Linked DNA regions of Homo sapiens: regions 1 and 2 are each linked to region 3. A link is a loop called in an ENCODE intact Hi-C map of the cell type or tissue named here. Cell type or tissue: CD4-positive, alpha-beta T cell. All regions are shown on one strand. Each heading gives the region's core, and the rest is flanking DNA. Links, peaks and the distances in the headings are about the cores only.

Region 1 (10,285 bases), core at 1,228-9,227, 330 kb before region 3:
CACTCCAGCCCAGGGCCACAATGCTCTGGTCTCTCCGCTGGTTCAGCAGCGCCCAGTATGCCCGCTGTGCCATGGAGCCAATGTGGGCAGGCAGGCCATCCCGGCGGCCCTTGGGCACCTGCAGGAAGATCACAGGTATCAGCCATCCCATCCAGCCACTGCCTAGGGAGCATTCTAAGACAGCGCCCCGCCCCAGGCCTAGGGTCCAGATCTGTGTCCCTGCCTCCAGATCTGCCTCCAGATCCCTGACTCCCTTCCTACTCGACTAGGAGGAGCCAAGCCTGTATGTCTAGTCCTGCCCCTGGCTCCCTGTGAGTCCTTGGACAACCCATGCCTGTTTTCTGAACCTAGTTCTCCTCTTTAGTTAGAGGCTTGAATGAGAGCTGCATTCATCCATGAGATTCATCTCACTGGTTACTCAAAGCATCGAATGGTATCTGCCTGAAGCGAGGCAGCTGGATCGATAGCATAATTATCCATTACGATTAGTGATGTCTGCTATGGACACAGGGAATGGCACATGGGGGAGTTAGTGGTATGTGTGCTATATATTTGCCATAACAGATTTAGGTGATAACTAAAACCGTATCTGCTTCATCCATTCATTCATACTTCATTCAGTAAAATAATCCATTGAGTGTCTACTATGCAGCAGGCACTCGGGCACAGCATAACACAAAATGGATAAAGGAAATTCCAGCCAATCGCAAAGAGATACCATTAAATGCCTATTACAATGGCTGAAAAAAACATTTAACAGTCACTACCAAGTTTTGGTGAAGATGAGGAGCAACTGGAATTCTCATACAATGCCAATGGGAATGCTGAATGATACAGCCTCTATGGAAAACAGCCTGGCAGTTTCTTCTACAGTGAGATACACACTCATTACCCCTCTCCACAACCCCACAACCCCTCTCTAGGTGTTTACCCTAAAGAAATCAAAATGTATGTTCACAAAAAACCCCTCTATGTCATTGGTTATATTGACTATATATTCAAAATCACCAAAAACTAAAAACAACACAAATGTCCTTCAACTAGTGAACTAGGATAATCACCCAACCTGTTGTTTTTTTGTTTTTGTTTTTGTTTTTTGTTTTGAGACAGAGTTTTGCTCTTGTTGCCCAGGCTGGAGTACAATGGCACGATCTCAGCTCACTGCAACCTCCACCTCCCAGGTTCAAGCGAATCTCCCGCCTCAGCCTTCTGAGTAGCTGGGATTAAGGCGTGCACCACCATGCCTGGCTAATTTTTGTATTTTTAGTAGAAATGGGGTTTCACCATGTTAGCCAGGCTTGTCTCAAACTCCTGACCTCAAGTGATCCGCCAGCCTCGGCCTCCCAAATTGCTATCCTGGTTTTGGCATTGAAAGTCTCATGTCCCAGAAAACGTTTTAGTCCCAGGAAAACCAGGACAAGAGGTCACCCTATGAACAAATAAGCACAGTAGTGCATCAATGAAATAAAATAAAGGAACAAACTGTAGATAAATAAAACCACATGGGTGAATCTCCAATGCATTGTGCTGCCTGGAAGAAGCCAATTCAAAAGGTTACATACCATACAATGCCATTTATATGGGTTTTTTAAGGTAAAACTATAGGGACAAAAAAACAGATCAGTGGCTACCAGGGGTAGAACTTGGGGCTGAGTTGACCACAGGGGGCCCAGAGAACTTTTGGGGGTGACGGGAACTGTCATGTAATTGATTGTCAAAGCAGTTATACAACTATACACCTTTGTCAAAAATGCTCAGAACTGTACACTAAAAAGGTGCATTGGACTATAATGTAAGCCTGATTTTTTTTTTTTTTAAGTCCCTGCTTGGTGGAGCTTGCCTTCTGGTGGGAAGACAGAGATGATCGATGAAAGAAATTAATTCAATTACAGTGAACGGGAGGCGTTTGAAAGCCACAAGCCTGGATGAGATCACCAAGGAAGAGTGTGAGAACAGAGCATCCTGACAGGGACAGGTCAGGGAGACCACAAGGAAGACTGACTGGGCGGCCAGTGGGCGGGAATGAAAACCAGGAAAGCGGAGTCTTAGAGCCGAGGAAGGGTGTGTTTCCAGGAAGAGGGAGGGAAATGCTGCTGAGTTCAGTAAGAGACCAGAGACTTGACATTGGATTTGGCAGCGAGGGAAGAGGGCAGGAGGTTACTGTGAGGTCAGCAGGAGGGCACCAAAAGGAAAAGAGGAATGGGCCCTGCTGCAGGAGGATGTCTGAAGCCCAAGATGCTGAGGGTGTCCACTGGGTCCGGCAAGGCCCCATCTGCCCTCCCTAGCGCAGTCCTTTGGCCGAACTAGGGGCACAAACCCTGGTGTGATGGCCCTCCCCTCAGCCTAGATGTCTAGCTTGGGGCTGGGGCTGTCTCCAATCCACTGTTGGCTCTTCCTGCTCCAAGCCCCTGAGGAACAGTCATGAGTCCCTATCCTGATGCCAGATGTAGGGCTCAGCAGGAACCTAATGCAGGCAAAGGAGGGATATGCCCCCACACTGGCTGGACACAGCCTTAGGGCTTAAGGCAGTCAGAGGGTCCTGGGGTCTCAGTCCTAGAGCCATCCCCCAGTCTGGGAAAACTAAAGTTCAATGAACGGGCAGTCCTGTCCATCAGCCTGCTCAGGCCCACTGCCTAGGGGGAGAAGGAAGAATTCTGCACATCCAGGTTCCTGAAGGCCCTCCTATATGCATGCATGCACACATGCCTTTGCATCTGTGTACATGTGCCCTTGCACGCATGCACAGAAGTGTGCTTGTAGGCACATGCACGCAACAGTTGCGGCGGGCTCTGCACACAGAGATGGGATCCACCTCTACCCACGGGGTCGCACCCATGCTCAAACTCACCCTCTTATTCACCTAGACCTCCATGTCCCCAGGCACACACCCAGACCCCAGCTGCCTGGTGGGGCTAGCCCCATAGTGAGAGAGTCCCCCGGTGTGTCCAGACCCCACCCAGCCCATCCTCGAGGTGGTCTCAGCCTCACCGCAGGCCTGTGCTCCCACCTGGTGGCCATTTGGGGAATCAGAGGTTGATCCGGCCTAAGGACAGGAGGTGGCTGTGGGTTTGAGTGTGGGAGGCTGGAAGACTTGAGGGAAGGGTGCGGACCAGTGCCGCACCCCACCCCAGGGTTAGGAAGGGAAGTAGGGGGATCTACCTTCAGAGTGCGTACCAATGCCTGCATCTTTTGGCGCTTTTGCCTAAGTTCTGATGCCTCAATCCAGGATGGCCAATGAGGACCTGATTGCTATCTGGGTCTATAAAAATGTCCCTTCCAGGGATTTCCAGGGAGCCGGAGGAGTCCCTCGGCAATGTGGACAGCTCAGAGGCCTTGGGCTGCAGCAACAGAAGCCTAAGCACTCACCACAAGGACGGGAGAGGGCACGTGCCAAGCTCTGGCCCACCCAGAGCTTCTGAGGTCCTCCCAGGCCCTTGACCATGGACAGCGGTGGTGGGAGAGCCCCTGGGAGTGACTGAAGGTGTGGTGTGGGTCACTCTGGAGGAGAAAAATCTTGGAGAGAGGGGTACAGGCCCACTATATCCCCTTTAATGGATTTAGCATTGCCTCAGGGACTAGGGATGGATTTGTCCCACAGGGCCCCAAAGGGCAAGATGTGTTTTCACCCCCAGTTGGCAGAGGAGAACATGGAAACCAGAAGAGGTATCATGATCTTTCCTAGACACCAGGTGTCCTAGGGGCTTCTGACTTCCCAGTGAGTCTCCAGAAGAGCACACAGGTAAGATGTCTCACCTCCGACAGGCCTCCCTGCCTCCACTGAGCCTCTTCCCATCTGTCCTCCACCCAGCAGCCAAAGGCATCCTTTTACAACCTAAGTCACAGCATGTCATTGCTCTGCTAAAAACCCCAGTAGGGACTCTCTCTAAGCCTACTCTGGCTCAGGAGGCTGCCCAGTTCATAAAAAATAGATACAAATCGGCCAGGCGCAGTGGCTCATGCCTGTAATCCCAGCACTTTGGGAGGCCGAGGCGGGCGGATCACGAGCTCAGGAGATCGAGCCCATCCTGGCTAACACGGTGAAACCCCATCTCTACTAAAAATACAAAAAATTAGCTGGGCGTGGTGGCGGGTGCCTGTAGTCCCAGCTACTCGGGGGGCTGAGGCAGGAGAATGGCGTGAACCCGGGAGGCGGCGCTTGCAGTGAGCCGAGATCGTGCCACTGCACTCCAGCCTGGGCGACACAGAGAGACTCCGTCTCAAAAGTAAATAAATAAATAAATACCCATAGTAGCTGCCATCCCACTCAGAGTGAAAGCCAGAATCATCACCCTGAGAACTGACACGGCTCTGTCCTGGTTTTTCCCAACCTCTCCCACCTCTTCCTCCACTCATCTGCTCGGGCCACTCTTATCTTTATTGTTGATGGACTGTCTTTTCTTCCTAGAACAGCAACTCCACAAGGGGAGGGTTGCTCGCCTGGCACCTTCCCTGATGTTCTTTGTGCGTGGCCCGGTAGGAGACCCTCAATCAATAGCTCAATCACTATGGGTTGAAGGAATGAAGGGGCCCACGCTTCAATGACTCGGCTGAGGTGCCTCGTGCGTCCACAAGGTGGCGCTTAGAGATTTCCTTTGCTCTTGCCCATCTCAACAAAAATTGGCCGTTTCTACACTTCCGAGGAAAAAAACTAAAGTACAACTGAAGCTTCTGTTTCCCCGTTGATGTGGGTGCTCAGGACTCCTGAGAGTTCAGCATGGGATGAAGAGCACACAGGAGCCCTGTATCCTGGGTTTTCTCCCAGCAACTCTGCTCGCTAGACCTGAGAGTTTAGCCTGCGCCTGGCCCAGCCGGCTCTTCTCATCTGTAAAATGGGCTAATCACAGTACCTGTGTTTTCAGGTGGATATGTGAGACTCAACTGAGTTAATACAAGAAGGTGCATACAGCAGTGTCTGGTAGAGTTCACACTCATTCAGTATTTTCTTTCGTTACTCTTGTGATATTTAATGCTGCTGTTTCTGTCCTAATGGTGACTGATCTTTCCCTCCAGGGAATGGGGGAATCTCATGGTCCATGCCACAGGATGCCACAATGCCGCGAGAAGGATGCTGCTTGCAGACAGGTCGACTGGGGGCTCTGATGGTTCTACTGTCACCTCAGATGCAGAGGGATCCCCCCAGGCCCCCCTGCCCTCAGCCCCTCAGCCCTGCCCACAATGGTCCCACCTCACCTTCCCTGCAGAAGGCACCGAGGGCCCCCGGGGCTGGAGGACAATCAGATCAGGCCCTGTGCAGGTGTGCAGCAGCTGAGCTTTGTAGCGCTGCAGAAGCGTGTTCAGGACACTGGATTCGTTGACACTGATGAGAGAGGCCAGGTCCTCGACCTGGTCCAGCTCAGGAGGGTTGGCCTGTGAAACCATCACACAGAGTCTCCTCTGGCCTTCTGGCCTTCTGGCCCCCTGCCCCCACCCCACCCCCCCGCAACCAAACACACACTAAGCCCTCCTCTTGAGAGCTATGTGCCAAAGACCAGAACAGAGCACAGGGACTCTGGATGGAAAGCAATGAAGCCCTACAAATAAAATAGGGCCATCCCTTCTCCTTGCCCTCTGTGCAACCTATGAGGCACCCCCTCTTCGCTGTGGTCCTGCACTCCATGCACCATGAGGGGAGACGCTCCCAAGGCAGACTTGACAAAATTCAAAACACTTTCTGGATCTCAAACACCACAAAAAGACAGGTGATGCTCCAGTGTGTGCGAGCATCCGCTGCCATTTCCTCCTCTTCTGGGTCTTACGAGGAAGCTCTCAATATGCTCCATGATACCCAGGAGTGGAGGCCAATGGCCAAACCACCTCACTGGTCTCATAGCCCATCATGCATTGATTCCTAGGAAACCACCCAAACCCTTAGAAGCAAGGGTTATGTGAAGCTGCTTCTTAAAACATCTGTTCTAAGAGGCGTCCTATTATTCTCTCCAGCTTCAGTGAGTTTTCTGAACCTGGTAGTCTCAGGTTTGGGCCAAGCTTGAGCCCTCTCATGGATCAGCCTTTCTTGCAAGGCCACTGAGCCTCTGTAAATGCCCAACGCGGGAGAGAAAGCCTGAGGTGGGCAGAGGAGGAGCAGAAAGGAATGCAGATGAGCAAGGAGGAAAACTCCTAAGATAGCAGGCTGTGAGGGGCGGGGGGAAAGGGCATGACAGAACCTTTCTTTTCTATCACTACACTGGGACTTGTCCTCAAAAGGATTTATGGTGCACAACAAAAATGTATTCAAAGCAATTTAAAGAGCAAAGCTGAAAGAAAGTTTGATGCCAAAATATAGGCCATTAGAACCTATGCTATGGTTAATGGCAAGCAGCAAATTTGGCTCTGAGTTCCCTGGCGGCCAGAGTGAAAACAGAAACATGCTGTGTAGTATGATTTGCAATATCCAATATCTATAAATTAAAAGCAGTCATTTTCTTGGGTCCATCAGAAGAACTCCCAGGGCCAAGACCTGACAAACATGTTCTTTGATGTGTCCTCATTAAGGGAAACCACAGGAAAGGGTGAATGACCCCCTAATAGTACCCCTCCAGTAGAGCAATGAGTTCAGTGGGGTTCTTCACTATAACTCCCTCCAGGGCATCAAGCCAAAATGGTATTGGTAGTCAGGAACAAGGAAATCTCTTGCAGGACTGGGGAAGGAGGGTATGGAGCTGGGGTGAAGTGGGACAGGGGACTCATGCTGGGGGACGGCGGGACAGGGGACTCACCCGATGGACATGCTCCTCATCCACCTCAGTGATGGTTTTGTCAGCATCAATCCAAAGTCTCACCCTTCCTGCTGGCAGGTCTGCTGTTCCCTCATCTGGCTTTAGCACCGTAGCTGGTTGGACATCCCAGAGAGAGAAGGGGAACGGGGAGGAGATGGGAGGGGAAGAGGGGAAAGAGGCGAGGGCAGGAGATAAGAGAGGCTCTAAGCCGGGCCAGCAAGCTTGGGAGAAGGCTTGGGACAGGTCTCCATTTGGGGTCTATTCACTTGGAGCTGAGTTGTGACCCCAAATCCTTTAAGGTCAGGCTAAGTCTGACTCACCTTAGGCTTTTACCAGCTGTCACAGTGCCAGGCACAGAGCAGGCACCCAGACAGTTGGGTACACTGGCCTATCTCACACACAGACTGCCATTTCCCCCTCCAGTGCCCATGGCAGACATCACTAATCAACCACTCTTCCCAGCCATGTTCAGACTGAGACTCAGCATCACTTCTCAGTAGAGTGCAGTGATCAGCCACAACCAATCGACAAAAGTAGGCTCATGAGATCAAATCTATTGGCCCACTTGTACCAGACTCTGGCTTCCTCGAAGAACGCCGTAGGAAGAAAGCATGCTTGTTGCATTAGTGAGTTACAGTAGGTAAATAACTCATTATCAAGACACAAATGCCTTTGAAAGACAGTCTCCACTGCTCCTCTTCCCTCCTGACCACCAAAGTATAATCAGGACCTGGAACATATGGCTGGCAGCAGTAGGGGGCACAGGAGAAGACTCAGACCCTCCAAAGGTGCTAACACCCCTACTTACCAAGAGTAAATCCATCCTTCTGAGCCAGCCAGACTTTCTCTGCCTCATACCATCTGTCCTCAGGAGCCTGAGAACCAACATCACGTAAATTAAACCAGCAAATGGCACCGCTGCCCATCTTCTACCTTACACGGGGGTTTCTCACAGTGTGCTCTGGAGCCATCTAAACCAGAATCTCCTGGGGGAGAACAGGAGAGGGAGTGTGCTTATTTAAATGCAGATTCCCGTTGCGGACCCGGGAGGTGGAGCCGAGATCACACCACTGCACCATCTAGCCTGGGTGACAGAGCAAGACTCCGTCTCAAAAAAAAAAAAAATACTACATAAATGCAGATTCCTGGGCCCCACTCCTGGCCTTTGAAATGAGAGACTCCATGGCTGGCCCCAGGAATCTGCATTTTTAACAATCTACTCGTTATGCCATCCCGTTTGAAAGCTGTCGTGTGACATCATAAGCAAGCTCTACCATGTCAGCCGTGAGGAGACACCTCACACTTTGGGGACCTTCCCTCACTCTGTGGGGAATTCCCACCCCAGGGCAGGTGCAATGGAAACTTCAAGACTTCTGCTCATGGAGGAAGTGCTCGTCCCCTCCTCTGGGTGCCTTGCAGTTCCAGCCACCCCTCTCCAATTCCCTGCCCACCCCCCGTCCACCCCTTGTCCATCCCTGGGGCAGATCTTTCCCATCCCTGCATCTCTGGAGAGGCCTGTCTGCCGCTTCCCGCTCCCAGGGCCGCAGCCCCCTCACCTGGTCTGAGTCTCTGCTCTGGCCTCCTTTGCCCTCCTCCTGCGGGGCTGGCCCGTCTTGGTTCTCCTTCCGTATCCGAGGCCTTTCTGCATCCTTCTCCAGAGCAGGCTGGCTGGGTCCTTCCAGCTCTGTCTCCAGGGCACCAGCCCCATCACCTGCTCTTGAGCAGGGCTCCTCTGCTTCCTGCCCACGGCTTCCTGGCCAGCCTCCCTTCCCAGGAGCTGCTGGCGACTCCACCATTGTGCTCACCTCCTTTGGGGCTTCACAGCCCTTCTCTGTCTGACTCCGAGCTTCACCTGCGTTCCCGGACTTACCCTGGGGTTGCCCCATCTTTTCCTTCTTATCCCAGGACTCACCTGCCTTCCCAGTCGTGCTCCGAAGCTCACCTGCTTTCTCCCCCATTCTCAGATCGTCCCCCAACTCGCCCTGCACTTGGCTTGTCTTCTCCATCTGGGTCTGAGGCTCACCTGTCTTCTCTGCCTTACTTAAGAGCACCCCTTCTTTGTCCTTCTTATTCTGGGGACCGTCCCACTTACTCCTTCTTCCCAGGAAACCTCCCCACTTTCTCCCAGGGATTTGGGGCCTTACGTGCTTCCCTTCACTCCCTACGTCCTTAGAGACATTCCCCTTTTCCACCGTGTTTGTGGGCTCTGCTCCCTCCTTCTCTGCTTTCCCTGGTCGCACCCCCTCGCCGGGCCCTTGGGCTTGGGGCCTGGTCCCCTGCCTGTCTTTGCCCTGGGGCTCAGCCTCTTTCAGCTCTGTGGTCTTGGGGGTCCCAAGCCCCTTCCCCACTATGCTTTGACCCTCCTCGCCTTTTTTCAGTGCCACAGTTCCTTGGCCTGGGTCCCCAAGACCCCCAGTCCGGGTCTTCTCAGCTTTCGGGGCCAAGATCTCGGTGCTGGCCTGGGAGCCACAAGGAGTCCTAGAGGTCTCCCCTTTCTTTTCCTTTCCAGTATCTGTGGCGGGGGGAGAGGTCTTGCAAGGGGGGGCGTCATGGGGATGAGTCTTCTCTGGCTTGGCTGAGTCCGGGTCCAGCTTGGCCACCATCAACAACACATCACCCCTCCTCACGCCCCTCTTGAAGGGGACAGTCTTTTTGGTTGGTGTCGCACTGGAGCCCAGCTCCTGGGCCTTCTCACCATTGATGCTTGTCATCTGCTCAGGGTCGGGGCTGCGGGACCCCTCGCTCTCCTTGCCCAGAATGTCTGAGCTCCCAGGAGAGCTTGACTGGTCGTCCTGAGAGATCTGCTGGCTTCCAGATCTGGTGCCACTGCTGGACTTGCTGTTGGGTTGGCTGATGGAAATTTCTGGGATCTGGGAGAAAGAACACAACCATGCCTACATAGCTGCTTGCTGACCTGACAGCTTTGTCATTCACTCGTGTTCGTTCATTCATTTCATTGTTCACTTCTCCATTCATCCTTCCACAGATGCTCGAGCACCTCCAAATCCAACAGGCATGGCCAAGCCTAGCACCCTTGACCTTGGCCTAGCCCCTCAAAGTTGAGTGATGGAGTGGAAGGAGTGGACTTTGGAGCCCAACAGAACCAAGTTCAACTCCTGACTCTGACACTCTATAGCTGTGTGACCTTAGCTAAATGACTTCTCCTCTCTGAGTCTGTTTTTTAATCAATAAAATGAGAATGATAAAAGCCTACCTTGCAGGGTAGGTGTGAGAATGTGTGACAATATGTAGAAACTGAGCCCAGCGCATAGTGTGTCCTCAACAACAGTAGCTGCTGCTACTACTGTTGTTATTTCTGCCTGGATTTTTCCTAGGCGAGTAGGGGATCCAGGAAAGGACTCAGGGCCTGTCACTAGAGGACCTGTTCTCACCTTGGCTCTAACACTCTCCAGCTAGGCTTCCTTCTATGTCTATCTGGGCTACCATCTCTTCTCTCTGGGCTTCGGGTTTCCCCAGTACAGGCAGATACCACCTGACCATCCAGATCTTTTATAGGATGAGATGTAGAAATGCACTTTGGAGATCAGAGAGAGAAGAATAAACCGAGC
Region 2 (10,285 bases), core at 1,169-9,168, 880 kb before region 3:
TTATTGACTGAGGGATGCTCCTGGATGTGTTGAGTCCCTAGAACTTCTGGCTTGCCCATGTGACCACATGGCATCAGAGAAATGCTGGAGAAGTGGGAAGGGCCTTGCAGTAGGAAGTCATTATGGGCACATGGTGGCAAGTATTGCACGGCTTAGACAGAGTACCAATGGCATCATCTACTAACATCGATGCAGCTATTCCAGTCTGAGCCCTTCTTCCCACCTCTAGCTTATATAAGAGAAGGAAAAGAAGGCACTGGCCATTGAGGAGGCTGGCAGGAAGGACTGCCTTGAGGGGAGTGGTCACTGTGGGGCATCATAGGAGGGAGGGTCGAATGTGTATCACCCTCACATTAAGCCTAGTGAGGAGGGCTTCAAGGGAACTCTTGGTGACTTGGCAGGTGTCTTTCTTTTGTGGCTTGGATAACAGTAGCTGGATTTGATGCTCACCAAAAGAAATGATAAAATCAGACTGGGGATGCCTGCCTGCCTCTGGTCAGAGCAAGGAGAATAAAAGCAGATATTGACAGTGAGCATCCCATCACTGATGACAGTAGGGATATGATCTATGTTTCCTGGGTCTAGTTGTGAACCTTGCAGGCAGAAGCCAACTATAGGTCTCCTTAAAAGTGGCTTCCTACTGAAAGGGTGATAGAACCCCAGCAAAAGGGAAAGTTAAGAGCAGCTGTGCTCAGGAGACTTTCACACATTTAATATCCTATTAAAGACAGAAAAAAAATCAGCATTCTATATATTCTATAACATAACAGTGTAGCCAAGTTAGAGTCTCCTATTCCCTTACCTCCCATGCCCTTTGCAAAATTCCCAGCCAGAGGAGCACAGTTGAGGGAGGGATGAAGTTTCAAAATGAATGATACTTAGGGTTATAAGATTTTCAGACTGGACTGCACTTATTGTGACCAGAAGACCTATGAAAACGCAGCTTTCACCCAGAGGAAAAAAATAATATAGGATGTGCCTGAAGGGTCACTGGGAGAAATAATCAAGTTACTCTCTGCCTCATTCTTCTGAATCTTTTTTGACAGACTGGTTCCAATTATGTACACAGAGTTTGGCAATTTAGTTTTTTCCCCTCAATGCAAAGAGGAGCTTACATTTTCACTTGCTCATCCATGTATTTACCAAGTGCATCTAGCATCCCTGGAATCGGACCTTTGTAAGCAACCGAGATGAAAATGTGTTGAGTTCACTGCAGGGAGAGCCACAGGGCAGAGTGTGGTTTTCCGCTGAGGTCTGAATTGAGATGTCAGCTAGATACGATCCAAGGAGGCGCTAGGAAAACGGGATGGCAGTTTGACTCCAGGATGAAGGGGAGATGGAGAGATGCTGGCAGGCAGGCAGGCTTGGTCTGACTGTGACTGGGAGTGGCAGGATCCCTTCTGGGAGGATCCTGTAGGACCACAAAGCTTCCCAAGACCAGACCCTGCCCACTCTGGCCCTTCTCAGGTGCCAGAGTGAAAGGCTTTCCACAGGCACAAAGTGTGAGCTCCTGGCAGAAGATCTCAGCTCCCATCTCCCCCTCTACATCCACCTCTTTCTTCTTGGTCACTGTCGCAGGCTATCCTCAGACCATCATCACCTTTCTCTTGGGCAGTTGGACAGCACCTCGGTGGTTTCCTGACTTCATCCTCACCTGGCCCTGATACTCCTCCCCTTAGCAGCCAGATGAATCTTTCCAGAAGGTAAATCAGATCTGCTCCCTCAACAGATCAATGAATAAGCAAAATACGGTCTATTTGTGCAGCGGAGTTATTATTCAGCCATAAAAAGGAATGCAGCACTGGCCCACGCCGCAGCACAGGTGAACCTCGGAAACATGACATGCAGTGAAAGAAGCCAGCCACGAAAAGCCACCTGTTGAATCACTCCATTTATAAGGAATATCCAGAATAGGGAAATCCACAGAGAAAGAAGGCAGATGGGTGGTTATCAAGGGTTAGGGGGTGAGGAGAAGAATGCGGAACAATTGCTTAATCGGTATGGAATTTGTTTTTGGGGTGATGGAAATGTTTTGGCACTAGATACAAGTGTTGGTTGCACAATATTGTAAATGTATCACATATGTAGATATATATATTGTATATGTTAAAATGACTAATTGTATGTTGTATGAATTTCACCTCAATTAAAAAAAAGAAACATCTTAGGATAGAGTGCCAACTTTTAACCCTAGTCTCAAGGCTCTATAGGTCTATCTTTTGCATTGCCGCCTGCCCCGTCCCTGCCGCCTCATTTCTGACTCTCTCTCTTCCAAGCCATTGTTTTACCTCCAACCAGACTGCATTGCTCATCAGTCTTTCCAAAGCACGATGCTCTTGGTGACCTCTGGGACTTTTCACATTCCCTTCCCTGTGCTCTGAATTCTCCACCTGGGAAACTCCTACCCACCCCTTAGTTTCAGCCTTCCATGATTCACTATTGCACAGAGCCCCCAGCATCCCCTCCTGGTCTGGCCTGCAGCCCTTGTGCTCACCCTCCTTATGGAGCTCAGTCATTACTTGGGGCCCCATTGGTCTGGGGATGCTCATCTGCTGCAGATCAGGAGCTCCCTGAGGCCCTCCCATGTCTCACTCACTGCTGGCTGTATCCCTAGTGCTCAGCACCATGCTGAGTGTGTGTCTCGGGTGAATCAGTGCCAGCTCAGGGCATAGGGCCAGGTTTCGGGCTCAGATCTTGCACAGAGTAGACTGTGGCTTTGACCCCAATTCCTACCTAGGACCCTAACCCCGACTGGACTCTTCCCTGCTCCAACCTTGGGAAGGGGACTCCTCTCAGCCAGTGCCCTGGCTGCTTTCAGCATGCTCCCCAGGGTTAAGTTGAAAACTTTGGTATCAGAGGGAGGCTGCCTCAAGGGATTTCTGCCCCGCCTGCCTCTAGGGCTTCTTGTTGGCCATGCCTTGATCCTTCTTGGATATGTAGGTCACTAGAGTCAAGTCCAATGCCACCTGACACCCTGCATGCCTGAGAGGCCACTCCAAAGCCAACCCGCTGGCTTGTCCAGCTTGTCTAGCCTCCTCTCCTTCCCCACCTTGACCCTGCTCTGGGCACATTCTGCAGCCCCTTCAAGGGCCTGAGCAGCCATTTGTGGACATGCCATTTAGTGTTACCACTTCTGGCTGCTTCTTTAAATCCTCCCTTTCTCAGGGCAGTGGAAACACTGGTCCCATTGGATAGCTTTTGAATGGGAAAGCATTTCACAGGACCCACATTTAGCTTTTGAATAACAACAGTGCTGTCCGCCAAGTATCAAGCATTCAAACAACCTCACAAAGTAAGACTTGCTCCATTATACAGATAAGGAAACTGAGGCTCAACCAGGAAGGTCAAGATTCAAACCTACGTCTTTTGATGCCAAAGCTTGAGATCTGAACCACCATTTTATACAACAGCCCATGAAAGCCACATACACACGTTTTCAAGAAGTGTGTTCCGATTGAGTCTTGTGTCAGAAAACATGAATAAAAAAACACAAATTAAATATTCAGAACAGCTGGGCATGATGGTTCATGCTTGTAATCCCAGCATTTTGGGAGGCCAAGGCTGGAGGATCACTTGAGTTCAGGAGTTCAAGACCTGCCTGGGCAATATAGTGAAACCCCCATCTCTATAAAAAATAAAAACATTAGCCGGGCACGGTGGCACATGCCTGTGGTCCCAGCTACTCAGGAGGCTGAGGTGGGAAGATCACTTGAGCACTGGAGGTTGAGGCTGCAGTAAGCTTTGATTGCACCACTGTACTCCAGCATGGGTGACACAGTGAGATGCTGTCTAAAAAAAAAAAATCTGGACTGGGTGCAGTGGCTCACACCTTTAATCCCAGCACTTTGGGAGGCCGAGGTGAGTGAATAACCTGAGGTCAGGAGTTCAAGACCAGCTTGGCCAATATGGTGAAATCCCATCTCTACAAAAAGTACAAAAATAAGCTGGGCATGGTGGCATGCACTTGTAGTCCCAGCTACTCGGGAGGCTGAGGTAGGAGAATTGCTTGAACCTGAGAGAAGGAGGTTGCAGTGAGCCGAGATCGCGCCACTGCACTCCAGCCTGGGCAACAGAGCGAGACCCTGTCTCAAAAAAAAAAAAAAAAAAAACATTGAAAATCCTCTCTTCCAGCTGTTTGAAAATGAACAACAAATTATTGTTAACTATCGTCACCCTACAGTGTTATAGAACACTAGAAGCTATTCCTCCTATATAGCTGTGATTTTTGTATTACAGACATCGTTTTTTAAAAATTAAATTAAATTCTTTTTTGAGACACAGTCTTGCTCTGTTGCCCGGGCTGGAGTGCAGTGGCACGATCTCAGCTCGTTGCAACCTCCACCCTCCCCGGGTTTAAGCCATTCTCCTGCCTCAGCCTCCCAAGTAACTGGGATTACAGGCACGTGCCACCATGCCTGGCTAATTTTTGTGTTTTTAGTGGAGACAGCATTTCACCATGTTGGCTGGGCTGTTCTCAAACTCCTGACCTCAGGTGATCCACCTGCCTTGGCCTCCCAAAGTTCTGGGATACAGGCTTGAGCCACCACGCCTGGCCCAGACTTCTTGTTTTAAAAAGATTTTGTCTCCCTAACATTTTACATTTCTTGGTAACGAATGTTCTTTGTGTTTTGTTCATGGTTATTATCGATCAGGTATAACAGAGTTTGCAATAAAATCAGTGTTAATCTAGTTACTTAGTCTGGGTGGCTTAATTTTGATAGATAAAAGCTTTCTGTTATGGTTTTTGAAATATTTAGAAAGATCTGGGGAAGGATATGTAAGATACATAAGAAAGTAATTGCCTCTAGGGAGGAGAGCCAGAGAGGGGGCTGTTTGCTGGGGAAGGATGGGAAACTCAATTTTCACAGTAGACCTTTTTGTACTTTTGAATTTTGAATCGTATGAATGTAGTACCTCTTCAAAAAGGATAAAAACAGCCTAAGGGACCCTCATTGCTTTCACTGGGGTCTAGAGAGTGGAAGAGGTGAGGATAGAATGCAAATTAGAATCTGACACAGACCAGCGAACCCATCTCTGGTTATGTAATCCTGCTGCTCACCTGCAGAGGGCAGTGTATGCCTAAGCATGGAATGGGCTGACTTCCCCAGCAGGTGCCCTTTTTACCCCAACCAATCAGGAGCCTGGATGTGGGGAGCAGGTGGTAGGTGAGGTTGGTAACTATTGAGCTAGAGTCAATATTCCGGAGAGGGCATAGAAAGACATGATGAGCAAGCCACCTTTCTTTTCCTTATTCCTTTCTAAACAAACATTTGACCCTTGGCTTAGAAATCTTGCCTTTAAAAGGCTTTTTCGAGCCTCATTCACAGGACAATTTTAGGTAGGCAAACATACTTTGAAATGTCTAATGTTTATGCATTTCTTTAAATGCAAATTAGAAAAATATATAAATATATGGTTTGCACATTAAACTTCTAATTTCATGGACATTATTTTGGCTGGAGTAAGCCAAGTGAAAAAGGCAAGCCAATTTACACGCAGTTTCGGGAAAACAAAAACGGTAACACAAAAAGAAGTAGCTGGTAATAGAATTGGACTGTGGAAACCGCAAAAATTAGCCCACAGACTAAAGTCCAGTTTCTCAGCCTGACCTCCCAGGAAGTCCACAGCTGGGTCTCAGCCCATCTCTTGCTGTCTCAAACATCCAGTACACCAAGCCCCTTGCAGCTCCTAGACCCTTAAAGCCTCCATCTTTCATGCCTTAGCTCATGCTAGTCTCTCTACCTGGAAAGCCCTCTCCTCTCTTCTCTGCTAGAAAACACCTTGCTAATTCCTCAGGATCCCTCTGTCCACCCTGCATTTACAGCTATGTAATAACTAGCTAAGGTTTTCAAGTGGCTTTTCAAGGCACTTTACATGCACCATTTCATCTTATCCTCGGACTAACCCTGTAAGTACGACTCTTCACACCCATTTCACAGATAAGCCAACTGAGGTGCCCAGAGGTGAGGAAACACGCTTAAGCTCAAGCAGCTGGTTATATAGCAGAGCCGGAATCCAAACAGACGTCGTTGGAAGACAAAGCCTGAGCAACAGACCAGCAACCTTCATCTGCCTGTGTCGGCTCCCTGAAGGCACATGTCTTCACCCCAATCCCTGGAGCCCACCCAGGGCTTGGCACAGGTGAAATAAAGTTCACTTAAATGAAGGAATGACGGCAAATTTATGTCCATTTTCCAGATGAGGAAACTGAGGCTCAGAGGAATTAAGTGACTTTCCTAAGAAAACACTATCTTGCCCTTCAGGCAAGATCTTTATGGAACAGTAGAGATAGTGATGAAATAAATCATAGGATCTAAAGAAAGGAAAAACAAGAATCAAAACCTGTAAATTCCGTTGTATGCAATAAAACTTTGATAAAATATTTATAGTTTTTTTTGAAGGCCTTAGAAGGGACATGTTTAAAGTTGTTTTGTATCTATTTTCTCATCTGATCCCCTCACCCACACAGTCAGGTGGTCAGAGAAAAAACATTATGAATCCCATAGAGGAGTAAACTGAGCCCCAAAGACCCAGGTCCTAAGGCCTCTGTGCTCATTTCAGATGCAGCACAACCTTGCCAGGCACCTCTCAGCAACACAGAATTGTCGAGGGGCCTTTGGCCCAGTGAAACCCAATTAAATTTGCTTTCAATTTAATTTGATAAAATGGCAGACAGGCCAAGAAACCATGTCAGCTCCAGGGAGGACACAGAAAACCAGTATCTTTGGCTCCCTAATAGGACACCTTAAAACACACAAAAATGATGAGTTTTCTTTTTCTTTTTTTTTAAAGATGGTGTTTCACTCTGTCATCCAGGCTGGAGTGCAATGGCATGATCTTGGCTCACTGCAACCTCCGCCTCCTGGGTTCAAGCTATTCTCCTGCCTTAGCCTCCAGAGTAGCTGGAACTACAGGCACCCACCACCAAGCCCAGCTAATTTTTGCAGTTTTAGTAGAGACCGGGTTTCACCATGTTGACCAGGTTGGTCTTGAACTCTTGACCTCAGATGATCCACCTGCCTTGGCCTCCCAGAGTGCTGGGATTACAGGTTTGAGCCACCGTGCCCAGCCTGTTTCCTTAGTCTCTTCTTTGTTCCTTCTCTCTTCCTTTCCTTCCACCCTCTCTTCCTCTCTGTTTCTCTCCAAAAATATTCACCAAAACGCTTGTCCACTCCAGGCTGTGAACCCACTGCCCCGTGGTTCTCAATCCTGGCCGCACCTCAGAATCCCCGCGGAGGTTTAAAAACTCCTGATCCCAGGTTGTACTCCAGACAAATCAGGCCATCAGAAACCCTGGGGGTGGAGACTGGGAATTAGTGTCACTTAAAACTCCCATTCCCAGGGGGTTCTCCTGGGCAGCCAGGACTGAGAGCCACAGACCTGGAGTTTGCAGCCTGAATGAGACCCAGCCCTGACTTCAGAGAGGCTCCCAGTTTCCATGGCCTTTCTTCTTTTCTTCCTTTTCTCCATCTCCTCCTCCTTTCTCCCTTTTCTCAATTTCCCTCTTATTCCCAAAGAGAAAAAGAGTAGGAAAGAGATTCCTGCTCTCGGCCTGCCGTCCCCCTGGGCCTGCCCCACGGGCAGCTCAAGCAGTTTCTCATTTCCACATCTCTGGACTGAGCCATTTCCGAAGGCAGTGGGCGAGGCTCTGGCAAGGTCACCGATAACGTTTTACACCTAGCACCATGACCAGGAAAACCCAACAGCTCCCCGGCTGCTTTGCCTACAAAGACGGCTGTCCTTAACTACCCTGGTGTTTCACCTCCAGCACAAGAGGCAGCATTAAGAGAACAGGTTCAAATTCTAGCTGCAGGACCTTGAAGCAGATTAGCCTCTCTGAGCCTCAGTGTTCCCACCTGTAAAATGGGGATAATATTGTTGACAGCTGTAAATAACAATTAATGCCAGGAATTCCACTACAAGAGCATTTTTCCTCTATTACAAAAACTATTTATAAGGAACTAGGCACCCTGCTGAGGGGCAAGGGCGGCGTGGCAACAAATCCTGGTGTGACGAGACCTCAGTAAAGGGCACTTATGCTGCCACCTTTCTGACCTGTGACTGGACAAGAGGCTTCCCAACCCGGGTCTCAGTTTCCCCAGATGCAAATCGCAGAATCCACAAATTGTAAAAAAGTCCATTAACAATGGCCATGACCAAGCCACTGCATGCTTCCCTCTGTGGAGAAGGTTGGACCCACACACTTTCCCCATTTCCCCACTCAATAGCAAGGAAGGGGTTGATCTGGGGAATACAAGGCTTTAGAAATAGGCTGCTGAGGCCTGAGTTTTCCAGACTTAGGGGTGACCCCAGATGGCATCTGTGGCCCTTCCATGAATTTCCTCTGTGGCACTGCCCACATTGCTTCCTTTTTCTGGATGTAAGCTTCCCCAGGTTTATAAAACACGGAGTGGAACCCAGGGCCTTCTACATTCCGGGACATCTAAGTCAGGGTGCGAGAGCTCACCTTGAGGGAAGCTTGATCAGCTGGTGAGGTCGGATGTGTATGTGGCAGTATGTGTGTTTGTGTAGTGTGTGGCGCATGTGCGTGTGGTGTGTGTGGGTGTGTGTGGTGTGTGTAGTGTCATGTGGTGTGGGCGTGGTGTGTCATGTGGTGCGTGTGGTGTGTGTTTAGTGTCATGTGGTGTGTGTGGCATGTGTGGCATGTGTCGTGTCATGTGGTGTGTGTGTGGGGTGTGTGTATGGTGTGTGGTGTGTGTGTGTAGTGTCGTGGGGTGTGTGGCGTGTGTGGTGTGTGTAGTGTCATGTGGTGTGTGTGAGGGGTGTGTGTGTATGGTGTGTGGTGTGTGTAGTGTCATATGTGTGGTTTGTGCGTGTGTGTGTGTGGTGTGTATGTGGTGTGTGTATGGTGTGTGTAGTGTCATGTGGTGTGGCATGTGTGGCATGTGTGTGGTGTGTGTGTGGGGGTGTGTGTGGTGTGTGTAGTGTCATGTGTGTGTGGTATGTGTGGGGTGGTGTGTGTGTGTGGTGTGTGTGAGGGTGTGTGGTGTGTATAGCGTGTGTGGTGTGTGTGTGGTGTGTGGTATATACTGCCACACACACACAGACACGCACGTGTGCAGAGGGCGGTGGGCCGGGGCTCTGCATTGCTGGAGGAAGAGTTGACAGAGCTTCTCCCAGCAGAAGCTGGCAGTGGCTGGGGTCGCCGCTTCCTGCCATTCTGCGTCCGCATCGTGCACATATTCTCGAAGGCCTCCCCTGGCGAAAGCCCTGGCGTGGCCAATCCGAGCGGCCAGAACACCCCCAGGAAACTCCACACAGGGGCCGTCCCCGCCTGGCGTGGGAACTCCTCCAAGAAAAACGAACTTTGAAACCTGGAGGGCTTGTCCCAGCTTCTCCCCGGAAGGCCCCAGAGGGGTTTGCAGGGGCTTCCCCAGGCCTCGGCCATCACAGGACCATGCCAAGCCAATGCTGCTGCCCCTCTGCCTCCTGCCTGGCTTCCTGCCACCTCGGCCCACCTCTGCCTTCCTCCCAGGGGTGCTGTCTAAACAGCAGGTCTGACTACACTGCTTGCCTGCTCAGCTCTCAAGGGAGGCTGGCTGCCTTCAGGATGAAGTCGATTCTACTCTGTGAAGCAGGGTTGAGGGGTGATGAGGGGTGTGAGGCTGGCACTCCTGGGTCTAAGTGGCAAGCCATTTCACCCCTCGGAGGAGGATCACTGTCCTCATCTATTACATGGAGAACAAATCGTGTGACTCTCCTAGGTTGCTTTGAGAATTAACTAAGAGGTAACGTGCTCAGAACAGAGCTTGGCACAAAGGTAAGGGCACGTGAGTATTTTGGCACCACAGTAATCCATGTGAGTGATGATTGTCATCTCCAGACCTCTGATAATTGGATGCAACTCTAGCCACATGGTATGCGCTCAATAAACACTTGTCGAATAGTAAGTTCAGGAGGACAGCGCATGTCAGGGACTCGTAAAACAAGCAGTCGTGTCTCCCTAAGATGTCAGGTCTAATTGCATTCGAATGCCTTGAGCTTGTAGGGGTGCACCGACAAGGCAATGTCCAGCTCAGACAGACAGCAGGTCCCCTCCCAAGTAGGCTCTTGCAGTCACCAAGGCGAGAAGAGCGTGGCGTGGCCAAGGAGCAGAACATGGGCATGTGTTGGTGGAGGACCTAACCCTGGTGCTTGTGTTTCCAAGTTACCACCACAATCCCCTGCAAATCGTGGGGGAGAGGAAGCTAATCAGTCAGGTGGGATACCTGGGTAGGACCTGTGTATGGATTCTCTTCATTCCTACTGTAACACTCAAACTGCA
Region 3 (10,285 bases), core at 772-8,771:
AAAAGAAGTGTTTATGGGAGGGTCAATTACTATATACACTGCGGAAAGCAGTTGCAGATTCCTCAAAAAACTCAAAGTCCAATGCCATATGATCTATTCATCCCACTACTAGCTATACAGTCAAAGCAAATCAGTATTTTGAAGAGACATCTGCCTTTCCATGTCTATTGCATCACTAGTCACAATAGCTAGGATGATGGAATCAGACTACCTGTTCACCCACAGATGAAGGGATAAAGAAAATGTAGTACACATATACAATGATATACTCTCCGGTCATAAAAAATAATGCAATTTTCATTTAGGGCAACACCAATGAACCTAGAAAACATTCTGTTAAATAAGCCAAGCACAGAAAGACAAAGACAAACACTGCATGACCTCACTTATGATGAATCCAAAAACTTAACCTTCAAGAAGCAGAAAGTACAGGAGTGGTTTCCTGAGGCTGGGGGAAGGAGGGCAGATAGGAGGGATTGGTTATAGAAACAAAGTTACAGTTAGCTGGGAGGAATACATTCCTGTTCCACAGCTGAGTGACTCTGGTTACAATACTGTATTTTTCAAAAAAGCTAGAAGGGAACAATTTTGAGTGTTCTCACCACAGAGAAATAATACCTGTAGGAAGGAATAGTTAGGCTAAGTACCCTGATTTGATCATCACCAAAAATATACATGTATCAAAATGTCCCAGACGAGGCTGGGAAAGGTGGCTGTGTGTAATCCCAGCACCTTGGGAGGCTGAGGTGGGCAGATCGCTTGAGGCCAGAAGTGTGAGACCAGCCTGGCCAACGTGGCAAAACCCCGTCTCTACTGAAAAATACAAAAATTAGCTGGGCATGGTGGCACACACTTGTAATTCTAGCTACTTGCGTGGCTGAGGCACAAAAATCACTTGAACCTGGGAGCCAAAGGTTGCAGTAAGCCAAGATCATGCTACTGCACTCCAACCTGGGCGACAGAGCGGGACTCAGTGTCTCAAAATAAAAACAGAAACAAAAACAAAAGAGTCCCAGATGAGAAAAAAAGTCCCAGTATACCCTCTGTTTATGTGCCTTATTATAGACAAAACATTTAAGAAGTATAGGCCGGGTGCGGTGGCCCCTTAATCCTAGCATTTTTGGGGGCTGAGGTGGGTGGATCACGAGGTCAGGAGGTCAGGAGATCAAGACCATCCTGGCCAACATGGTGAAACCCCATCTCTACTAAAAATACAAAAATTAACTGGGCATGGTGGCGCGCCTGTAGTCCTAGCTACTTGGGAGGCTGAGGCAGGAGACTCACTTGAACCCAGGAAGCAGAGGTTGCAGTAAGCCAAGATCATACTACTGCGCTCTAGCCTGGCGACAGAGCGAGACTCCATCTCGAAAAAAAAAAGGGGTGGGGGAGGAGCGGGTGCAGTGGCTCACACCTGTAATCCCAGCACTTTGGGAGGCCAAGGCAGGCAGATCACAGGGTCAAGAGATCGAGACCATCCTGGCCAACATGATGAAACCCCATCTCTACTAAAATACAAAAAAAAAAAAAATTCAGCTGGGTGTTGTGGCATGCACCTGTAGTTCCAGCTACTTGGGAGGCTGAGGCAGGGGAATCGCTTTAACCCAGGAGATGAAGGTTTCAGTGAGCCGAGATCATGCCACTGCACTCCAGCCTGGTTGACAGAGCAAGACTCCGTCAAAAAAAAAAAAAAAAAAAAAAAAAAAAAGTTTAAATACACAATGCTAATATTATCATGGAACCACAAAGAGCCCTGAACCTCTAAGGAACCCTGACAAATACAAACTAAGTTGGAGGACTCACAATTCCTCATATCAAATTGCGTTGCAAAGCTGTAGGTAGCCAATACCCCAATACACATGGTCCTGTGATGTGCCGCTGTGCTCCAGCATGGGTGAGAGTGACCCGTCTCAAAAAAGAAAAAGATTGTGAGAAAATAGGAGGGAATCAGAGAAGTGATAACTGGTTGTTATCAAACATATACACAGAAAAAAAAACCAAATAGCATAAAAAATACATATCCAAACTAAAATCGGGCAGAAAACCCGAATAGACATCGCTGCCAAAATTACATAACATGCACAAACACGTAAGAGAAAAGGTCCTCAACATTACTATTCATCAGAAAAGATTGTACTCCAAAACCACATTCAGATACCATCCCACACCTACTGGAATACATGTTACTGAAAATATCTTAAAAATTAAAAAGAATGCTGGTGTGGATTTGGATAAAGGGAAAATCTTATGCATTGTTGGTGTAAAGATAAATTAGGATATACACTATGGAAAAAAGTTGTAGGCCAGACGCGGTGGCTCATGCCTGTAATCCCAGCACTTTGGGAGGCCGAGGCGGGCAGATTACGAGGTCAGAAGATCAAGCCCATCCTGATTAACACAGAGAAACCCCGTCTCTACTAAAAACACAAAAAATTAGCCGGGCATGGTGGCATGCACCTGTAGTCCCAGCTACTCGGGAGGCTGAGGCAGGAAAATCACTTGAACCCGGGAGGCAGACATTGCAGTGAGCCGAGATCACGCCACTGCACTTCAGCCTGGGCAACAGAGCCAGACTTCCTCTCCAAAAAAAAAAAAAAGTTGTAAATTCCTCAAAAAATTGAAAACGCAACTACCATATGATCTAGCAATCCCACTACTGGGTATACCTCCAAAGCAAATGAAAACAGTATCAGAGTTTGCAAAGCCTCAATGGGGATAGGAGATTTTCTTCATTAAATGGTTTTGAAAAAACTGATGTTTTTATGAAAAAGAATGAAACAGGAACCTTCTGGTATACAATACACAAAAATCAACTCAAAATGGATTGAAGACCCAAACACAAGGCCTGAAATTACAGATCATCATCAAATGTCTGTAAGATAAAAAGAGGGGATGGTGGAGCACTTAGTTTTGGGGCAACTTGCATCTAGGCTCACAGTTTGGAAACAGGAAAAGAAAAAAAGGAAAAAAAAGAAGAGGGACAAAATCTCGTCGAGAATGGAATGACTTATGAATATATTTATTTTTTAAATTGGGAAAGCGAATCACAAGTAACAAAAGCAAAAACAACCATGTGGGGCTACATCCAACTGGAACGCTTCTGTACAGAAAGGAAACAATGACCCAAATGAAAAGGAATCCTACAAATGGGGAGAAAGTTTGGGGGAAGCATATATCTCCTAAGGGGTTGTTATAAAAGATATGCAATACGTTAACAGCGCTAAGCAGCAATAACCACAATAAGATAACACCAAATTGGGCAGGGACCCTGAATAGACATTTCTGCACAGGGGACGTAACACTGAGCAGAATGGAGAGAACCAGGTCCTCAGCATCGCCGTCATCAGGGGTAAGTCCCCGTCAGGCTCGCACTAGGGTGTCCCTCCCCCCTGGTCAGGTGGTCGTGACCAGAGGGACAGAAGGGGACATAGGCTTCCCTGGGGGCGGGGGTTGGAGGGGGGTGAAAGAGTCCCGATTTGTCCCGATGGCGGGAAGGCAAATTTAAAAATTCATCAAATCCTGGAGGCAGCTGGCATCTTTTTTCCTCCGTCTGAGGCCTGGACAGGAGGCGGCCAAAAACCCAGACCTGGCCCCCACTCCCACCTGGGCCGGGCTTCCCCTTCCTCTCTCCCCATCTATATGGGACAGGTTCCCTCAGAAGAACTCCTCAAACCCTAAAAATACCACAGTCTGCTACACTTCCCACCCTCAAAAGCCCTCAGGGAACAAAACTAATGGTAAAACAAATATTAAAATACTATAAGAGAAAGAGGAAAACTAGTGAGAAGATGAGAATAAAGGGAACGTTCGAGGAAACAAACTTCTGTACTCACCGTGTAGAAAAAAATGCCCCGGAGAAGCTGAGCTGCACGCAGCTCCCGCCTAAGCAGTCAGGGCCATAGACGTGAGCTGTTTTCTCCCCAGGACGGGGCTCCAAGTGGTCCCCAAGCCGCCGCGGTGCCCCCTGAGGCGGGTCCTGAAGGAACCGGCCCCGCTTTCCTTCTTCTCATTCTGGACTCCACGCCACGCACGCCACGCACGCCACGCACGCCACGCAGCGTCTACGGTGAGAACACGCATGCGCACCATGTGGGGCAGAAAAGGCGGTTTCAGCGCCCCCTGCCAGTCACAGTGCACAGTGCAGGATGATTCACCTCATGGTCAGCATAAGCCCAGGTCAGGTAGGGTAGAAGGGTGCCTTGTGGGACACCAGGGAGCAGGAACTCCCCAACCTATGCATGTGGACCTCCCCCTGTGAAGCTCCCTTTTTTTTTTGGACAGGGTCTCACTCTGTCCCCCAGGATGAAGTGCAGTGGTGCAATCACAGTTCACTGCAGCCTCAACCTCCCGGACCCAAGTGATCCTCCCATCTCAGCTTTCAAGTACCTGCGAATCTGGCTGCTCCACTGTTGGGTGCATATGTATTCAGGATAAGTAAGTCTTGTGTGTGTATATACGTGTGTGTGTGTGTACATATGTGTGTGTGTGTGTGTGTTGTAAATGGGAATTTATAGGGAGAATTGGCTCACCTAATTGCAAGGCAAAGTCCCACAGCAGGTCATCTGCAAGCTGGAGAATGAGAAAAAGCAGCAGTAGTGTGGCTCCCAGGGGAACCAGCCATGTGGATTTGTTTATGTGCAAAAGCCTGAAAACAACGGAAACTTTCACTGCAGCTCCCAGTCTGAGGTCCAAGATTTGAGAATCCTTTGTGTTTGCTGGTGCAAGTAGCAGAATACAAAGGCCCAAATCATGGAGTTTCAAGTCCAAAGACAGGAGGATAGGAAAAGGTGACCCTCTTCCGGAGAGACAGAGTGAGCATGAACAGGAAAGCCCAGCAAGCTGAATGTGCCCTCTTTTCTATCTTCTTTGTTCTAGCTCAGTGCATGGACTCTGGAGCCAGGCCACCTGGGTTAACATCCTGCTCCAGCCACTTATAAGCTGGTGACCTGGAGCAGGCAGTGAATCCTCTGCGTGTTTCAGCTTCTCCATCTGCAGAAAAGTACCTTCTCATAAGAGTTGTTGAGAGGATAAAATACAGATTAATATACATGAGGAACTCAGAACAGTGTCTCTGTGTGTATAGATAATACAAACACATGTACACACAACTTCTATCCAACTGGAGACCACATTAAAATCCTCCGTTTTGAACAATACCATAATCCCCATTTTGTCCCACACCTCCCCACCCACCTCCTCAGTCGGATGATCCCTGGAGAAAATATGGAACCATCTGTATTAATGCAGTTCTCTCTCTCTCTCTCTTTTTTTTTTTTTTTTTTTTTGTTTTGAGACGGAGTCTCGCTCTGTCACCCAGGCTGGAGTGCAGTGGCGTGATCTCAGTTCACTGCAACGTCTGCCTCCCGGGTTCAAGCGATTCTCCTGCGTCAGCCTCCCAAGTAGCTGGGATTACAGGGGCCCGCCACCATGCCTGGCTAATTTTTTGTATTTTTAGTACAGACAGCGTTTCACCATTTTAGCCAGGATGGTCTCGATCTCCTGACCTCATGATCTGCCCGCCTTGGCCTCCCAAAGTGCTGGCATTCCAGGCATGAGCCACCGCACCTGGCCGGCACCAGTCTTCTTAAGGCTTTACCTGAATTCAATGTTAGCGTTATATCATAAGAGGGACCATATTAACATTTGTTTTTTGTTTGTTTGTTTGTTTGAGACAGAGTTTCGCTCTTATTGCCCAGGCTGGAGTGCCATGGAGGGATCTCGGCTCATTGCAACCACTGCCTTCTGGGTTCAAGCGATTCTCCTGCCTCAGCCTCCCACATAGCTGAGATTACAGGTGCCTGCCACCACGCCCGGCTAATTTTTGTATTTTAGTAGAGACGGGTTTTCACCATGTTGATGAGGCTGGTCTCGAATTCCTGACCTCAGGTGATCCGTCTGCCTCAGCCTCCCAAAGTGCTGGGAATATAGGTGTGAGCCACCACGCTCGGCCTAACATTCGTGTATCTCAGAACAGGGACTGAAGCACAGAGAGATTTACATAACACTCCTAGGTATGTGCAGCTTCTCAGTGGGATTTGAACCCAGGCCATAGGCACCAGGCTCCATGCTCTTGGTCAGTCTGCTCTGCTTCCTTTCCACATTGCCTCATCTAAAGAAAGGCATTTGCCTACATCATCTGTTCCATTTTAAGTGCTACCCACACTGCAAGGTCTTTCTAGGAGGACCAGGCACAGTGGGTCACACCTGTAATCCCTCAACAGTTTGGGAGGCCAAACCAAGAGGGTAGTTTGAGGGTAGGAGTTCAAGACCAGCTTGGGCAACTTAGGGAGACCCCACCTCTACAAAAAACTTTTAGAAATTAGCCCCATATGGTTGTGTGTGCCTGTGGTTCCACCTACCTGGGAGGCTGAGGTGGGAGGATCACTGGAGCCCTGGAGTTCGAGGCTGCAGTGAGTCATGAGCATGCCACTGCACGGCTGCCTAGGTAATAGAGCAAGACCTCATCTCAAAAAAAAAAAATCTCTCTGTAAGGACTAACTCTCTGATTCAGGTGGCTGTGCTAAGCAGGTGGTAAAAATTGGATCAAAAGTTTGATCTGTGAGCTGGGTGTGGTGGCTCATGCCTGTAATTCCAGCACTTTGGGAGGCTGAGGCAGCTAGATCACCTGAGGTCAGGAGTTTGAGACCAGCCTGGCCAACATGGTGAAACTCTGTCTCTACTAAAAATACAAAACTATTAGCCAGGCGTGGTGGCGCATGCCTGTAATCCCAACTACTTGGGAGGCTGAGGCGGGCGAATCGCTTGAACCCAGGAGGCGGAGATGGCAATCAGCCCAGACTACACCACTGCACTCCAGCCTGGGCAACATAGCAAGACTCCATCTCAAAAAAAAAAAAAGTTTGATCTGTGAGTAAAGTATTACTAATTTATCTATGGTCTTCTGCCTGTAAGATTTCAACAGCTATCTTTTTTGTAATTCCCCAGGATCTTGCATCCCGAACATACAAGTAATTCCTGAGGAGTTGGCGGAGCCTCTGCCGACTCCAAGCTGAGCATCCGAGAACTTCTGGCCCAACAGCACTCATCAGGAATCAGTGCAGTCTATTTCTCCCTGGAAGCAGAGGGTCCGAAAAGTTCTGACTAGGCAAAGAGTGAGAGTGTGCATATCAATTGAAGGTACTGTGACTATTCTGTTATTAAGTGCATTCAAGCAGAGTGATTCCAGTTGGTTAAGCATTTCATGTTTAAGACAAAACTTGATTTATTTATTTATTTTAAGTTGGAGTTTCACTCTTGTAGCCCAGGCTGGAGTGTAGTGGCTCGATCTCAGCTCACTGCAACCTCTGCCTCCTGGGTTCAAGCAATTCTCCTGCCTCAGCCTACTGAGTAGCTGGGACTACAGGCGTCCACCAACATGCCCAGCTAATTTTTATATTTTTAGTAGAGATGGGGTTTCGCCATGTTGGCCAGGGTGTCTCGAACTCTTAACATTAGGTGATCCACCCGCCTCGGCCTCCCAAAGTGCTGGGCCTACAGGCATGAGCCACCATGCCCGGCCTAGACAAAACTTTAAAAATGCTGTGTCATATTTCTCTTTTATTTCATGTGTGCACGTTTAAATTATTTAGTCAGTTGCCACTACTACAACTACAGAAGTAATGGCGTATTTACAACTAAAAGTTTCATTCACTTTAAATAGAAAACATCTCAACTGAAACTTTTAACATTTAGCTGATCATTAAACATTAGCTGAGATGGATCTCTTCCTGAAACAGTGTTGCCAGAGTTTTAAAAATTAAGAGAGTTTATGTAGGACAGTTTTAGATGAATGTAAAAATTGAAGAGAGTACAGAAAATTCTCAGACCCTCCCCCCAAAGTTTGCTTTTCTTAACCACCTTTTACATGGGTGTGGTCCATGCGTTACAATGAGTGAACCATTATTGATACATTGTTAGTATCTAAAGGCCAGAGTTTGCATTAAGATTCAGTCTGTGTTTTGGTAGTCTAAGGGTTTTGACATTACATGAGCTTCACCTATTAACTTCTCTCCCCTTTTTCCAGATCCCTCAGCAACCACTGATCTTTTCACTGTCCCTCTGGTTTTTCTTTCCCAGAAAGCTTATGTAATTGGAATCATAGCATATGCAGCTTTTTCAGATTGACTTATTTCACTTATAATATACATTTATGATATTTTCATATTGATTTGTGCCTTTTTATCTCAACGGTTTTTTTTTCAGGATCCTATTTTATTGTTTTTATGACTTTTAAGAAGTTAGCATGAAAATAAATCTTTATTTTCAGTTATTGCCTGCAAGTAAGAGAAAGTTAGGTTCACAGTTTTGGCTCTTGACACAAAGTGAACTAGGAGGCAAATTTAGGTCCATCAGATACAACTAATGGAGCAACTTTTTAAGTTCAGGCTATCTTGAAAGCTTGCAACATATGAGATATCGCTGTGTTGTCTCTCACGACAGCAATGGGTGACACTGAGTAGAAGCTGTGAAGTGTTTTTAATAGCAGGGGTTTTCTATCTTATGTTGCTGGAAATCAAGAGGTTTATAAACATGGTACATGTTTAGAAATGAGTTAGATACTTGAAAAGTCTAAACACACTGATTTACGAGTGCGTATGTTGCAGTCTCAAGAGGGGTCAATAGTCCATATGGACTAAATTAATCTCCGGGTAGCAGGTATGTTTGTAAATATAAAATTATATTAGACGTTAGCGCAGTGCAGAACGTGCTCAGCATCATAAGATCTGAAACACCACACAAGTTTATCCATCATTAAAAACAATTACTTCCTTCCTAAAATGTCAGAATAGTAGGTAACTGAGATTAATAAATCGAATCCAAATGTATCTCAATGGTTTTTTATCACTGGATAATATTCCATTGATCAGTGTAACAAAGTTTGTTGGTACATTCGCCTACTGAAGAACATAAAGGTTGCTTTCAATGTGGGCAGTATGGATAAAGCTACCATAAACATTCCTGTGGACTTTTTAGTACAGACATAATTTTTTTTTTTTCTGAGACAGAGTGTTGCTCTGTCGCCCAGGCTGGAGTGCAGTGGTGCGATCTCAGCTCACTGCAACCAATGTCTCACAGGTTCAAGCAATTCTCCTGCCTCAGCCTCCCGAGTAGGGAGGCCCAGCCCATACATAATTGTTTAATTAAACTGGGTAAATACTTAGGATTGTGATCACTTACTTATATGATAAGACTACATAAGAATTTGGTAGGGTTGCTGGGCACGGTGGCTCATGCCTTTAATCCCAGCACTTTGGGAGGCTGAGGCAGGCAGATCACGTGAGGTCAGGAGTTCGAGACCAGACTGGCCAACATGGTGAAACCCTGTCTCTACCAAAAATAAAAAAATTAGGCTGGGCGCGGTGGCTCATGCCTGTAATCCCAGCACTTTGGGAGGCTGAGGCGGGCGGATCACAAGGTCAGGAGATCAAGACCATCCTGGCTAATACAGTGAAACCCCGTCTCTACTAAAAATACAAAAAAAAATTAGCCAGACGTGGCGGCATGCGCCTGTAGTCCCAGCTGCTGGGGAGGCTGAAGCAGGAGAATGGCGTGAACCCAGGAGGTGGAGCTTGCAGTGAGCCGAGATCGCGCCACTGCACTCCAGCCTGGGCGACAGAGCGAGACTCCGTCTCAAAAAAAAAAAAATACAAAAATTAGCCAGGTGTGGTGGCATATGCCTGTAGTCCCAGCTACTCAGGAGGCAGAGGCAGGAGAATAACTTGAACCCAGGTGGTGGAGGCTGCAGTGAGCCAACACTGTGCCACTGCACTCCAGCCTGAGCAACATGGCAAGACTCCATCTCCAAAAAAAAAAAAAAGAATTTGGTAGGATTTACCAGTAAAACCATCTAAGCCTGGTGCTTTTTTTTTTTTTGGAAAAGTTACTGATTGATTCAATGTCTAAAATTGATACAGGTTTATTCAGTTTATCAATTTCTCCTTGGTGAGTTTTATAGTTTCTGCCTTTGAAGGAATCGGTTCCTAAGCTTATCACATTTCTGGGCATAGATTTTCTCAAAGTATTCCCTCATGGTCTTCTCAATGCCCATAGAATCACAAATGATGACCTCTCCTTTAGTTATTAGTACATTATGACTTCCTTTCTTCATGGTTAGCCTGCCTGGAGGTTTATTGATTTTTTTTTTTATCTATTCATAGAAACAGCTGTTGGTTTTGATAACTTTCTCTGTTGATTTTTGATTTTTCATTCCATTGATTTCTGCAGTAATTATTGCTTTTGCTATTCTTCTGTCTGCTTTCTATAACACTGCTCTGTTTTGTCTGGTTTT

The links. Peaks named below come from ENCODE experiments on the same cell type or tissue, not always from the same donor. Only the 100,000 strongest peaks of a DNase experiment are listed, where the experiment ranks them.
Region 1: a loop joins it to region 3, with 5 times the contacts of the local background. A loop is called at or near these places in 17 of 110 quality-filtered maps.
Region 2: it touches region 3 in a loop (26-fold over the local background); 7 of 110 quality-filtered maps call a loop at or near these places.

The regions. Positions count from the first base shown.
Region 1 is chr22:25,767,416-25,777,700 of GRCh38, reverse strand. MYO18B (myosin XVIIIB) reads right to left here. Exons shown (of 44, transcript NM_032608.7): 4 at 8,273-9,586; 5 at 7,525-7,591; 6 at 6,717-6,829; 7 at 5,191-5,367; 8 at 1-118. Among named protein-coding and RNA genes, the nearest start is that of MYO18B, 30 kb to the right of the region's middle. RefSeq lists enhancers at 1-81, 82-582. In CD4-positive, alpha-beta T cell, for the core only: CTCF peaks have their summits at 4,377 and 4,578 (motif pointing right); a DNase peak (open chromatin) is centred at 4,570.
Region 2 is chr22:26,325,972-26,336,256 of GRCh38, reverse strand. All of the region lies in intron 9 of SEZ6L (seizure related 6 homolog like), which reads right to left. Among named protein-coding and RNA genes, the nearest start is that of SEZ6L-AS1, 85 kb to the right of the region's middle. In CD4-positive, alpha-beta T cell, for the core only: CTCF peaks have their summits at 4,882 and 5,082 (motif pointing right); a DNase peak (open chromatin) is centred at 5,096; H3K27me3 peaks cover 1,172 bases.
Region 3 is chr22:25,441,830-25,452,114 of GRCh38, reverse strand. It overlaps LOC124905093 (a long non-coding RNA gene), which reads left to right and starts at 4,122. Exons shown (of 2, transcript XR_007068033.1): 1 at 4,122-4,431; 2 at 6,943-8,160. It also overlaps the pseudogene CRYBB2P1. RefSeq lists a silencer at 699-896. In CD4-positive, alpha-beta T cell, for the core only: CTCF peaks have their summits at 3,936 and 4,136; DNase peaks (open chromatin) are centred at 3,364 and 4,084; H3K4me3 peaks cover 1,504 bases; H3K27ac peaks cover 718 bases.